Regions from separate parts of the Homo sapiens genome. Here region 2 is linked to region 1. A link is a contact called in ENCODE Hi-C data. All regions are on one chromosome and are shown on one strand. The core of a region is the stretch at or near the end of the contact, and the rest is flanking DNA. Distances in the headings are between cores, read along the strand shown.

The links. A loop is a pair of places that touch in the nucleus more often than their neighbours do. Pooled maps may share reads with other maps.
Region 2: a map of posterior cingulate gyrus shows a loop between it and region 1 (4-fold over the local background). The contact joins the enhancer-like site here to the promoter of LINC00620 in region 1. A Hi-C loop is called at or near these places in 2 of 168 maps with a recorded cell type or tissue (IMR-90 and posterior cingulate gyrus) and 8 of 50 pooled maps.

Annotation. Positions count from the first base shown.
Region 1 is chr3:13,648,778-13,655,633 of GRCh38, forward strand. It overlaps LINC00620 (long intergenic non-protein coding RNA 620), which reads left to right and starts at 1,944. Exons shown (of 6, transcript NR_027103.1): 1 at 1,944-2,056. It overlaps LOC100293612 (a long non-coding RNA gene), which reads right to left and starts at 5,401. Exons shown (of 2, transcript XR_110033.3): 1 at 5,314-5,401. RefSeq lists an enhancer at 5,757-6,257.
Region 2 is chr3:12,987,438-12,993,564 of GRCh38, forward strand. The region is part of intron 1 of IQSEC1 (IQ motif and Sec7 domain ArfGEF 1); the gene reads right to left. Among named protein-coding and RNA genes, the nearest start is that of IQSEC1, 83 kb to the right of the region's middle. RefSeq lists an enhancer at 4,492-4,786 and a silencer at 4,492-4,786. Within about 2 kb of position 3,264, at least 7 of the 41 ENCODE cell types and tissues checked have a DNase peak (open chromatin) inside an H3K27ac peak, as active enhancers do.

The DNA.
Region 1 (6,856 bases), core at 694-3,193:
GAATCTTCCTGCAAACAGATTTGTGGGCTGGCTTGGCCTGGCCTGCTCTGCCATGGATGGAACCATCGTTGATAGCTAGGGGCTTTAATGATGGAACTGTGGGCAAAATGCACCCCCAAGGGAATGGAGGTGACTCAGTTCCACCAGCATCTACCGGCAGCCCCTGCCGTGTCCAGGCTCTGTGCTGGCAGGCTCTGCGTTGCTCAGATCCTGTTCCCACCTACAACCTGGAGGGAGGGCTCCCAGCCCCATCTATAGAGGTGGAAACTGAGGTTCAGAGAGAGTGTATGACTTGCCTAGGGCCACACAGGGATTCAACTCTGTAAGGGAAACCTCATTGCTCAGGAGAATGAGAAGAAAAGCCACAGACTGGGAGAAAATATTTGCAAAGGACATAGCTGATAAATGACTATTATCCAAAATCTACAAATAACTCTTAACACTCAATAATAGGAAAACAACCCAATTAAAAAGTGGGCAGAAGATCTAAACAGACACCTCATTCAAGAAGATACACAGATGGCAAATAAGCACCTGAAAGATGCTCCACATAGGTATATCATTAGGGAGCTGCAAGTTAAACCAACCATGAGATACTGCCACGCACCTACTGGAGTGGCTCATATCCAAAGCACTAACACACCAAATGCTGGCGAGGATGTGGAGCACCAGGAACTCACATTCATTGCTGGTGGGAATGCAAAATGGCACAACCACTTTGGAAAACAGTTTGGCTGTTTTTTTTTTTTTTTTTTTTTTTTTTTTTTTTTTTCAGACAGGGTCTTTCTCTGTCACCCAGGCTGGAGTGCAGTGAAGCAATCACGATTCACTGCAGCCTCAACCTACCAGGCTCATGTGATTCTCCCACCTCAGCCTCTTGAGTAGCTGGGACTACAGGCATGCACCACCACGCCCAACTGATTTTTGTATTTTTTGTAGAGGCGGGGTTTTGCCATGTGGCCCAGCCAATCTGAAGCCAATCTGAAAAGGCTACACACTGTATGATTCCAACAATACAACATTCTGGAAAAGGCAAAACTATGGGAACAGTAAAAAGATCTGTGGTTGCCAGGGGTTAGGGGGAAGGGAGCACAGGGGATTACGGGTGGAGTTTAGAGAATTTTTTGGGCGGTGACACTATTCTGTGTGATACAATAATGGTGGATAAGGGTCGTTGTACATTTGTCCAAACACATGGAATGTACAGCTTCAAGAATGAGCCCTCACGTAAACCATGGGCTGTGGGTGACACTGATGTGGCAGTGCAGGTCCCTCATGCACCCCTCTGCTGGGGATGTTGATAGAGGGGAGGTTGTGCACGTGTAGGGGCAGGGAGTGTGTGGGAACTCTCTGTACTTTCTGCTCAGTTTTCCTGGGAACCTAAAACTGTTCTAAAAAATTAAGTCTACTTAAAAAACAAAACATAACAGCCCACTGCGTGGCCCTCCCCATACTCCCAAAGCTCACATTCTAGTGGGGAGTCAGACACAGAAACAGACACAACCATGTTGGCAGTCACTGCAATGATGAGGCAGACACAGGGGGCTGTGGAAACTCAAGAGGGGCCATTATAGTGGCATCAGGGAAGGCTTCCTGGAGGAGGTGTTGCCTCCAGTGGGTTTTGACGTGCAGCAGGAATCACCCAGCCGGAGATCAGGGCAGGCACTGCAGGCAGCATGCTCAAAGGCACGAAGGAGTGAGGTGGTGGGGGAGCAGCGGAAGTTCCTAGCGCAGCGTGGGGGTGCTCTGTGCACAGATAAGTTGCGGGCCGCGGGAAACAGGACCCTGGGGGGCCCCCTAGAGCCTCGCGGAGCGGCTTGCAGAGGAGCCTCGGGGCCACGGCGTGTGTGCAGCGACACCTGGCGGTGGCATGCGGAACTGCGGACGGCTGCGCAGGAGCGGACAGCGGAGAGGCGGTACTGACCGGTGCGAGGCGGTGCTGACCGGTGCGGGCCGGTGCGGGCCAGTGCAGGCCAGGCCCGGCCGGGGCGAGGCAGGTGGCCAGGTCCGAGGACCGCGTCGCACAGCAGCTTTCAGGACCTGGAGAGAAATCGAGGTGGGGGTGCGTGAACGTGGATGGGCAGAAATAACATCTTTTGTACTCTAATTGGAACATAGCATGTCCTTTAATTATGAACGCAATGAGCTATAGTAGCACTACTGATTTCAGAGATGGCGCAATCTCGCTTTCCTTCCTTAGTACTTTGAAATTGCAGTGGGTATTAGACCCGCTGCTAGACCGTGTCATTCACTGGGTTAAGAAGGAAGCCCAGGTAGCGCCACGTCACAGACCCCTTTTAGTATTCTGATAACTATAATTTAAATCTAATCGGCATTTAAGAGCCTACAGGCTTGCCCAGACTGCCAAAGGCGTCTCTGGCACACACACACGCACACACACTAACATGCACACAAGCAGACACACATGCACGCAGACACGCACATGAACACATGCACACGCACACTTGCATGTACACACGTGTGTACACATACACACATGCATGGTTGAGAACCTCTCTGGAGAGGAAAGGCAACACCAGTGTGTCCGCTATGTAGTGGTTTATCAGACAGTTTATTGTGGACATGGACATGAATAAGAAAGGGGCACTGCTAATTAGGCCAAGGCAGTGGATATGAGGTGGGACTGTCCCTAGCACACTGGGACCAGGGCTACCCTGAGGCCTGCAGGACACCGGGAGCTGTGTGTGAGTTTGCATCTCTGTAGGCGCGTGGCTGTGAGTGTGGGGGAACCTGGTGAAACGCATCTGAGGAGGGGAGGGGGTGTCTGCCACTGTTCTGGGTGTGTGTGTATGTGTGTGTGTGTGTGTGTGTATAGGGCATTCTGATCTCTAGTACCTGGGTTCTAGCAGATGCCTGACCTACAGCCCTGTGTTCAGCCTGGTCATTCCAGCTCTCAGAGAGACCTTGCCCAGCCATTTCCTGGGGTAGCAAATGGTCTGGAACCAGTCTGTCTTGCCTCCCCTGAGGGAGACAGGCGGGCTACTTGTGTAGCCTTCTTACCTCACTAAACTCTTCCTTCCTTCCATGATGATCCCCGTTTTACAGACACAGAAACTGAGGCCCAGAAGAGCTGAATATTTGGCCCAGGCCACACAGGGAGTCCAGCCACGGGTGATGAGGGGCTGAGGATCGGGGAGGGACAGGAAACCTGGCCTTTCTGAGCCTTGCTGTCCTTATCTGCTGCGTCAGGAGGTGAGAGGAAGATGTTTGGGGCTGAGCTAGCAGAGAGGACACTGAGCTTTTGGCCTCTCCCCTGTGTAAACCCCACCATGACTCCCCATTGCCACGGCATCAAGTCCCAGTTCCATGGCCTGACATTCCGGTCCCTGCCCCCTTCAGATTCATTGCCCATCACTCCCCGTCCACTCCCTGCACTCCAGCCACCCTGGCCACCAGCCCTTCCTAGCACCCTCCAAGACCCTTCTCATCTCCACGCCTCTGCCCATTCTGTACCTGGCAAACTCCTACGCATCCTGCAATGCTCAGCTCTGAGCACCCCACACAGAGTTGGCATCTGCCTGCTGTGTGCCCCCACCGCCCTCACACATCCCTGCAGGTAGTCCTTCTCAGGACTGATGCAGCAAAATAAGATCCGAGTCCCCAGCACCTAGCACCGTGCATAAAGCAGGCACTAACAAATGCGTGTCGAATGAATAAGCAAATGTGTGCGTGCACACTCCACCCGCCCCCCTCCTCATGAACTGCTTGAGAGAAGGGCTGGGTCCTTTCCAGCTACTCAGGTGGCAATCGGAGTTTGTCCAATGTCCAGGCTGGAGCCAGAGTTGAAGGGAGGAGCAGGCTGGGGGTGGTGGTGGCTGCATTTGGTGTTAGGAGGCCCAGGCTGGGCCTGTGAGCTGGACACCCCACCCCAACACCTGAGGTATCTGCTCCAGGTCCCTCTCTGCATGCTCCTGGATGGGGCTTGGCTGTGGCTTCCACTCAGGCCCCTGGATATCCCCACTGCAGCTTGGCCCTCTGTGACTCACTCTTTCTTGGCCCTAAAGGTCAGTGCAGGGCCAGGCCTCGTCCTCTTCTCTGTCCATTTATCAGGTCGGAAGCTCAAGGCTGACCTGGCTGGGGCCAAGGTTTATGTGCTTGTTCACCCCACCCAGCACCTCTGACCTTGTGAAACATGCCAGGAAGGGTGGGGACAGGAAGGTGACACTAGGGCCTCTGTGTCTGCCCCGGGGCACTGTCAGCTGGGTCAGGATTTATGCCCTGATGTTCCCACCCCCAGACCTGGTCACCAGGCCCACGCCCTAGGTCTGGTGCTGAGCCATCCCTGCAGGGGGCCCAGCAAAGCCTGAGGGCTGGGAGCTGGCTGGGGTGCGGGGTGGGCCGGGGTTGGGGGTTGGCAGGAGGCAACTGCAGATTAGGTCCCAAGTGAACACTGCTAGCGTCTTTGTCCTGCTGAGAGACATCGGCTGGGACATCTTGCCTCCTGGGGCCTGTTTCCGCAACTGTAAATGGGCATTGCCTTAGTAGCCACCCTTTGGGGCTCTTGGATAGCACATGTCCACAGAACCTCAGCTAATGTGCCTGCCTGCAGTGTTCCCCATTTTCTTTTGGGGAGCTCCCCTTGCCAGTACCAACGCACATGGTCTTTGCTGGGCCATCCTTTGCACACTGTATCTCCAGACCTGGGGCTTGAGAGGGCGCCTCCTCAACAAGGGCCCCAAACGTGGGCTGGGGCTCCAGGGGCAGGAGGTAAGGGAAGAGGTGGTTTTAGTGGGTTTGCTGGCAGCAATCTGAATCCAGGGGTTGCAGCGGAAGGAATTGGAGATGGGAGGAGGCGCAAGGCCAGTTGGATCAGGGGATACGCAGGAGATGGTGTCTTTGGTCACCCAGTTGCTCAGTCGGAAACCTGGACAGCCTGGCCCCTGCCCGTCCCCTCATCTCCTAGCCAGCGGTGAGTCTTGCACAGCCCTCCGCCCACCCACTCCAGCACTCGCCACTTCCTGCCTCTTCCCCTACCTCTACTGCCCCGGCCTGCTTCCACTACCTGCGTCTCTCACCGACGTCACTGCAATCGCCTCCTCGGAGGCCTCTGCCTCCTCTCTTCTCCACACCCTCACCCTCCATTGTCACTACCTTGCTCCTCACAGCTGGCTAAGCCATTATGACTAATGACTGTTCTCAGCTCCCAGCCCCATGGTTTCCATCACACCAGGATACAGTCACATTCCTTGCCGTGGCCTGTGAGACCCACAGAGTCCTGGCACTGCCGCCCCCTGAACCTCCTCTCCCTCCCCTTTCTCTGCCGTGTCCACAGCTCAGTGAGCCCATTCCCACCTCGGGGCCTTTGCACTTGCCGGTCCCTCTGCCTGGCACATGCTGGCTTCAGTGTTCATAAAGCTCCCTCCCTCCCGTCACTCAGGTCTCTCCTCAGATGTCACCTCGTCAGAGTGGCCTGTGCTGACTGCCATATCTACAATACCCTTCCCAACGCCTGGCATCCGCCTCCTCACTCTTGTATGAGTGTCTTCAAGGCACGTTCACTTGTGGCTATTGCTTAATATATTTAGTTGCAGGAGTATAATCTGGGGGCCCCTGGGAGACAGACCCTGGCATGATGGGTGTTGTGATGGGGGAAACCGGGCCATGTCCTGGGGACTGAGAGCAAGTTGCTGCCCTTCTGGGCCTCAGTTTCCCCTTCTGTTCCGTAAGGCCCAGGCTCTCTCCCTGCCCGCTCACGTGTCCTGGGAATGCTGAGCCTTTGCTTTGTCCTGGAAGTGGGGTTGCCATGGAAACAGAGGCAGGAGGCTCCAGCAGAGGCAGCATCCGCCTCCCTTTGTTAGACCCAGGGCCTGCTTTCTGGGGGGCCCCCTTCTGTGGAGGAGTCTGTGCTTCTTGAGGGGCCAGTAGCCTCTACTTGGCCCTGCTCTGGCCGTCCTGCTCCCAGCCCCCAGCTTGCAATTTGCTTCACTAGATTGTAAAGCAGATGATGAAAGGGCAGTGTACCAGGTTAGGAGTGGAAGGTCAGGGGCATCAGGACCCAGGGCACCGGGAAGCAGGAGTGTGTTCTCACCTCAAGTGGCTTTAGACAGTTCCCCCATCGTCCTCTGTGCCCCTAGCCCTGGCACTCCCTCTGCACACAGCTCCGCTTTGATCAAACCAGTGCCTGGCCCACCTCCCTGCTCCCATGCCCACTGGGGCAGGATGTGGGCTTGGCGGGGAGTGACACATGGCAGCCCTAGGCGTGGCGACAACTGGAGACATCCCGTCTGCCTCAGGTTCCCCCTTAGGGCCGGGCGATACAGGAAGGGGGACCTGCTCGTGAGCACAGCTGGGCGATGGGATGCCAACTCCTTGCCCAGGTAGCCCCAGGACGGCGCTGCAGCAGGAGTGTCCCTGATCCCGGGTGGTCGCTCTCCAGCCCGCCAGGCTCTCCGACGGGCTCAACCCGCAGCCCCTGGCCGGGGCTGGGGCCGGGACGCCAGGCCCCTGTGGGGACGGTTCCCTCCAGCAGTTGGCGAGGCTCGGCCGGCCAAGGGGCCGGTTCCTCCCGCTGGCAGCCGCCCGGCCGCCGCCTTCCGCCCTTGCCCGCCCGCGGCCGTCCCCGAGCCGCTCCCGGCCGGGCCTTGAGCGCCTTTTCCTCTTCCCGGCGCCCCGGCCGCCCGGCGCGTCCAGCTAAGCAGGAAGGGCCCGCCCGCGCCCAAGGCCAGGGCCTCAGCCGGAGGTCGCCCGCCGCCAGGGGCCGCTGCGGCGCCGGGGACGCGCGAGGCCTGAGGGTCTCCCAGGCGCGCCCAAGACCCATCCGCGCCGGCCGCCTGCCCTGCTGCGTCTGCCCACTGCCCCTGGGGCGCGTGATGGTCCCCTCGACGCTCCGCCCTGG
Region 2 (6,127 bases), core at 2,014-4,513, 660 kb before region 1:
GTGTCAGAGAGAGAGAGAGAGACCGTAGATGAAAATCTATTCCAGGTGGATTAAAGACCTAATGTGAAAGGTGAATAACGAGAATCTTCATGATTACAGGGTAGGAATGAGTTTCTCAAAACACGAAAAATGTTAATAAAGTGAGAAAGTTGACTACTTGAATTAAGAATTCTGAAATTGAGAAGTTTATCCCAACACCCTGTAAAGAGTGAAAAAGGCAGGCAGGAGGGAGGGAGAAGAGGTCTACAATGTGGATAACTGACGAAGGATTAGAATCTGTAGCACCCAAAGAAGCCTCCAAATCGTAAAGAAATAAAAAGACAGCCCAAGATGGGTGAAAGGCATGAACAGGCACTCCACCAATGATGAAATCCAAACAGCCAATGGACAAACAAAAGATCCCCAACCTCATCGGGGAGATGCAAATTCAAACCACAGCAAGAAACCATTACCCACCCACCAGGTGAGTGAAAACGACAAAGACCGACAATGCCCAGTGTGGGGTTGGGGCAAGGCTGTATGCTTGCTTTACAGCCAGTATGTGCCCCAGAGACAGCTCATGCCATGTGTGCTGGGACACAGGTTCAAGAGCAACAGCCCCAAACTGAAAACAACCCATGTGGTCCATCACAGTAGACTGCATACATAAGCTGTGGCCTGTCGATACAATGAAATACTATTTATTTAAAAGGACAGCTGGGCGCGGTGGCTCACGCCTGTAATCCCAGCACTTTGGGAGGCCGAGGCAGGTGGATCACTTGAGGTCAGGAGTTTGAGACTAGCTTGGCTAACATGGCAAAACCCCATCTCTACTAAAAATACAAAAAATTAGCCAGGCGTGGTGGTAGGAGCCTGTAATCCCAGCTACTGGGGAGGCTGCGGCAGGAGAATTGCTTGAACCCGGGAAGTGCAGGTTGCTGTGAGCTGAGATTGCGCCAATGCACTCCAGCCTGGGCGACAGAGCGAGGCTCTATCTCAAAAAAATAAAAATAAAAATAAAAATAAATACAATAAAAATAAAAGAATGAACAGCAACTTATTGCATAGGTGAATCTCGCAGATGCAACTTTGAGCAAAAGGAGCCAGACCTGAACAAATATCCACAGCCTGTTTATATTCAGCTCAAAAATAATAAAAGCAAAATTATATTGTAAAAAGCTGTTCCATAGGTGGTACGACAGGAAGGGCAAGAGGGACATTATTAGCACAAAGTCAGGATGACGACAATCTCTGAGGAGCAGGCTGGGGAGGGGCACACGGGGGCTTTGGGCAATGCTCAGTCTCTTGACCCATGCAGTGGTCACACGCATGTTCTTATTTTTCTTTAAGCTGTGCATGTTTGTCCTTGCACCCTTCTCTATGACAGGTGACCACATTTAAAATAGAAAGGTACATGTGATAAGGGTGGGGAAAGGCATGGACTCCAAGCTGTGACTGCAGAGCCACCAGGCAGCAGCATCCGAGCTAGAAGGGCTCATCTTGCTCTCTTATGTCACAGACAAGAACTGAGGATCAGAGACAGGAAGGAACTTGCCCAACGATGCAAAGCAAGTTAGAAGCCAGCAGGGCCAAGACTAGAATCTAGGTTAGGCAAAGCCCAAACCAAGGCTCTCCTCTCTGGTCTCTTTGGAAGAGTTCTTCCATTGCAAATCACATTTAACACCAACTGGAGCAGATGGGTTGATTTTAGCATTTAGCACTCCAAAATTATTTTGTTTGCTTATGTATTGTGGGTCTCTTGCCACTAGAATAAAAGCTCCCGGAGGGCATGGCTTTCGGTCTCTTTTGCTCCAGTGGTAACCCCAGCACCAAACTGAAAATCTGGCACATAGTAGGTGCTCCATAAATATTTGCTGAATGAGTAAATGAATGGAGCTGATGCTTCTATTTGCACTTTCAGATCCTAGAAATCCCTGGTGGCTTCTGTGATATCCCAAAGGAGAAAACAGAAAAACAACTGTATGATACTGACACACTTTCACAGAATTATCTTCATAACTGCCTTAGGAGGTGGGTACCATCATCACCCCATTTTAAAGAGGAGAAAACAGGGAGGCCTAGTGACTTGTCCAAGGTCATGCACAAAGCTAGGAAGCTGACAGCTGGAATTCGAACCCAGCCCAGCTGCCTTCAAGCACCCCTAGGATCACTGAACTGGAAGCACAGAAAGGCTGAACCCCATCCATGACTCTGAAGCCCCCAAAAGGCTGGCTGGCCCTGGGCCACTCCACACACCTGAGCTTACCACGATCTGTGGGATTCAGTCCCTCTTGTCCTCACCCGCCCTCAACCCTCCTGAGTGCTGGTTCTGACTTCTAAAGTGTTTTTCCGGTCTCTTCCAAACTCGCAGCCCCCAGTAAGGAAGCCTGGGTAGGGATTAGGTCCCCCATGATAAAGATGGGGAAGCTTTGGTTCAGGGAGGGGAAGGGACTTGTCCAGAGCAACAAAGAGTCCGGCTCTCTGACCTAAAGGCCTCCTAAGTTAGAGTGACAGACAGAGACCCCAGCTGCTGCTCAAGGATTAGCCATAAGATGCTCAATTTTCTTCCTGGTTCCTTTTATACCAAACCCTCAGTCCACTTGGATAAGCCCCAAACCTGGTCCTAGTTCAGCATCTGGCTGAGCTAAATAATGAAATGCTCCCATAATACCCCTCGGCACTTGGCTTTATTAAAACACGTTGGCACTTTTAGGATTGTTACAAACCTGTGTTACTATCCTGATAGCTTTCCACCAAGTCCTTGGATCACTGAAAAAATAAATCATTGGCTGTGGGAGTCTTGGAGCTAAAATGGTCCTGCAGGGCATCTCAGCTAACTGAAATTTGTGAATCCTCCACCTGGCCTCACTCCACACACCGATGAGGGAAACTCACTGCCTTCTAAGGCAGCCTGTTCCTTGTTTGGATTCAGCTCAGTCTCAGTCAGGCACAACAAGAACTTATATCCTCCCCTGGCACTAGGGATGAAGTAATGCCTCAGGCCCCACTCTGCCCTCAGGGAGTTCACAGTCTGGAAGAAGAAATTGTGTAAGCACAACTGGATAAGGAATGACGCAGGCCAGGGTTACCTTCTAAAAAGACAGCAGGTAAGGCCCAAGCTGTGTGTACAGAGGTCATTAGCTCCCACAGCTGGCTTTCTATGCTGTCACACACGGCACGCAGGGATTTATTTGGGTCAGTCTGGACTCCGCGCACTTGAGTCTGAAGCCCTTCCCAGAGGAATGCCACCCTGAGGGTGTCTGGGTACACAGACTGGTAAACTGCTGGGGCTCTGGGGCAACCGAGCAACGCTGAAAGGACAATCAATGGTGCAGCATCCTACATCATTCCAGCTGGCCTGTGGGATTGACACTGTTTTAATATTATGCTTCGAGAACCATCATACAAGGGAATGATAGGTTTGTGGTTTTGCAGACGAAATGGGAAATACATGTGAAAGCCCCTGTGATCAGGTCTGGCATGGAGTAGATGCTTAGAAAAAAATGCTCGCTGGGTTTGCACTGCAATCCTGCTGGATTAGAAAGCCACATACACAGTTCTCTGAGTCACAGTTCTCTAAGTCACTGAGAATTTAGCAGCCTGCTTCCTGCTTTTCCAAACTGACGCTTGCTATGATGGCCCCACTGAATAGCCCCGAGGCAGGGGGTGAGAGGGAGTCTGGAAGACTGGTATATTACCAGGGGTCTAAAGTCAGTCCCTACCTGCGCCCTGCTTTGCATCGCCCTTCTGTTCAGTGATAATGGTATCCCCGCGGGGAAGATTCAGGGACTCAGGGCAGGATTTGCCAAAGAGGTATCATGGATGAGGGTGATGAAGGATGAACGGAGTTTGCCAGATGGCAGGGGTGGGGTGTTCCTTCCCGCAGGAGCCAAAGCAGGGCGAGGCGGGGGCCCAGTGGAAAGGCAGGGGGCTCCAGAAAATGCTGCTCCCACAAGCAGGTTTGCATCTCACTGCATGGTGGTAATGAATGCTGATCTGAGATGCGGCAGTGCGTGGGACCCCAGTCTACACGGACCTCACCAACAGAATGGGCTTTTGCCAGCCTCTTGCACGTGAGAAACACCTCTTGATAGGAATGAGCAGCCCCCCACTCCCCACCTGCCTAATTATGAGGGGCAGGGGGAGTGATGAGGGCTCTGGTCAACTCTCCTACCAGAGGCCAGATTCAGACTCCCTGACCAGCACAAAGGCAGCTCCAGCTTGCACAGCCCAGTGATGGGCAGCTTCCTACAAGAACAAAGGATGGCTGTATTCTTGGCTGGGGACACTTAGGTGCTTAGGTCCACCCCTTATACCAATGGCTGAAACTGTGTGCAGGAAAGCTGAGGACACAAATGGTCGCAGTTCTTCTGGTGTGGCCTCAGCACTCCCCTCTGGACAATGGGGGAAGGGAGCATGACTAAAACCAAGGGTGGTGGTGTGGGGACAGCAGGCATGGGACAGGCAGGGCAGGGCAGGTTGGTCAGAGCAGCGGCTGGAAGGGCGGGCTGCCATGGGCCCTTTAAGCAGCCTTGAAAGAGAGTGGCAACTCCAGTCATGAGACCCAAGATTACCTAATGTTTGCAAACCGTGCAGGAGACAGTCCCCTGCAGAGGTGAGCACAGGCCCCCTCCCTTGTCCCTCCACTGCAGAGACCTCTGAGGGGACACCGAGTCCTCCGAGCATTCCCCAGGAAGCAGCCCTCTCAGGATGACTGGGTTGCTGGAGAGCTGGGGACAGGGCCCCTCGGCTCTGAATACGCTGTGTGACCTTGGACATGTCCCTGCCTCTCTCTGGCCTCAGTTCTCCATCTCTAACACAGTAGGGTGGCTCCGGGATGCTCCCTCCGGCACTGATGCTTAATGGCTGGGCTGTGGGCATTGTGGCCACCCCAAGTCACCTCTCAGTTTATCTTTTCCTGTGGGGGGTGGGGGGTGGGAGGAGATGGCACCGCTAAGGCAATTTCTCTTCTTTCCCCTTAAATCTGGTTTCTGGGCTCTAATTGCACATGGCTTCAGCAGCCTGGCCATCTTGCCAACTGTAATGAGGAGGTGGGCATCATACTGGGGGCAGGGGAGGGTGACGAGAAAGCTATTCCTGTGTCACCTTAATTCAGAATTGTTCAGAGGGGGCTGCACAGGCCAATGTGTCCACTGCCTGGTGGAGCCTGACCACAAAATGAAACGGTGGCTCATCAAAGTGCACAACCAGACCCCTGCTCCCAGTCTAGGACAGGTCCCTCACCACCACAGATCACTGGGCATGCTCAGAGCAACACTCACAAAGCTGACCAGGCAGAGCCGACTGCTGTCCTTGTGAGCCTCATCTCCTGGACAAGGCCAGGGGGAGGGGACACCCACTGTCACCTTTCTGCTCCCTTTGCTCCAGGAACAGATCAGCTGTGACAGTTGAGAGCTTGGCAATTTAAAGTGACAACTGCCTGGCAGAAACATGGGAGGGGAAGTTCCCCAGGACTATTAGGGGTGGGGAGAAGCTTGACTCACCTCTGCCAACCCACCCTGCCTGCTTAGAGCCCAAGGGCAGGTGGTTTTGTAGCGGGAGGTTGCGGTGGGGGCGGGGGTCCCACACTCTAAGACCCTGGCCCAGGAGTGTCTCATCCTCAGGCTGGCAGGTGGGACAGGTTTCCAACAACAGCCCCCATTACACCTCATCCCCCTGCTGCCACCTGCCCCCTATGGGTCAGGGTCCAGAGGTCGCCAAGGCTGTTCTGGTCCCCAAGACTGCTCCCTAAGCCAACTCTCCTGGAGGTCTACCGGGAGAGCTCCCTCCACCCCAAGACTGAGAACCAGTCTCTTCCCCACGTGGTAATGGCAGGAGGGGCTGCCCAAGGTCACACGGGGTTGGGAGGCAGGGACAGGGCCAGGTTGGACCCAGCCCTCCAGCCCTGCCAAAGCTTCTCCCTCCCTCCCAAGGCGCGTCCGTGTGGCTCCCAGCGAATTCCTGAGATGCCTCAACCTCCCGCTCGCAGGCTCGGGACCCTGGACGCGGTGGCGGGATTTCTCCGCCCGGAGGCAGCAGCGGTGGTGGAGGCGGGGTGGGGGTGGGGAAGAGAAGCAGGGTAGTGCGGAGTCGGGGGGTGGGGAATGCTTTGCATGGCGACCCTCGGGGTCTGGATTCACGTACCCCC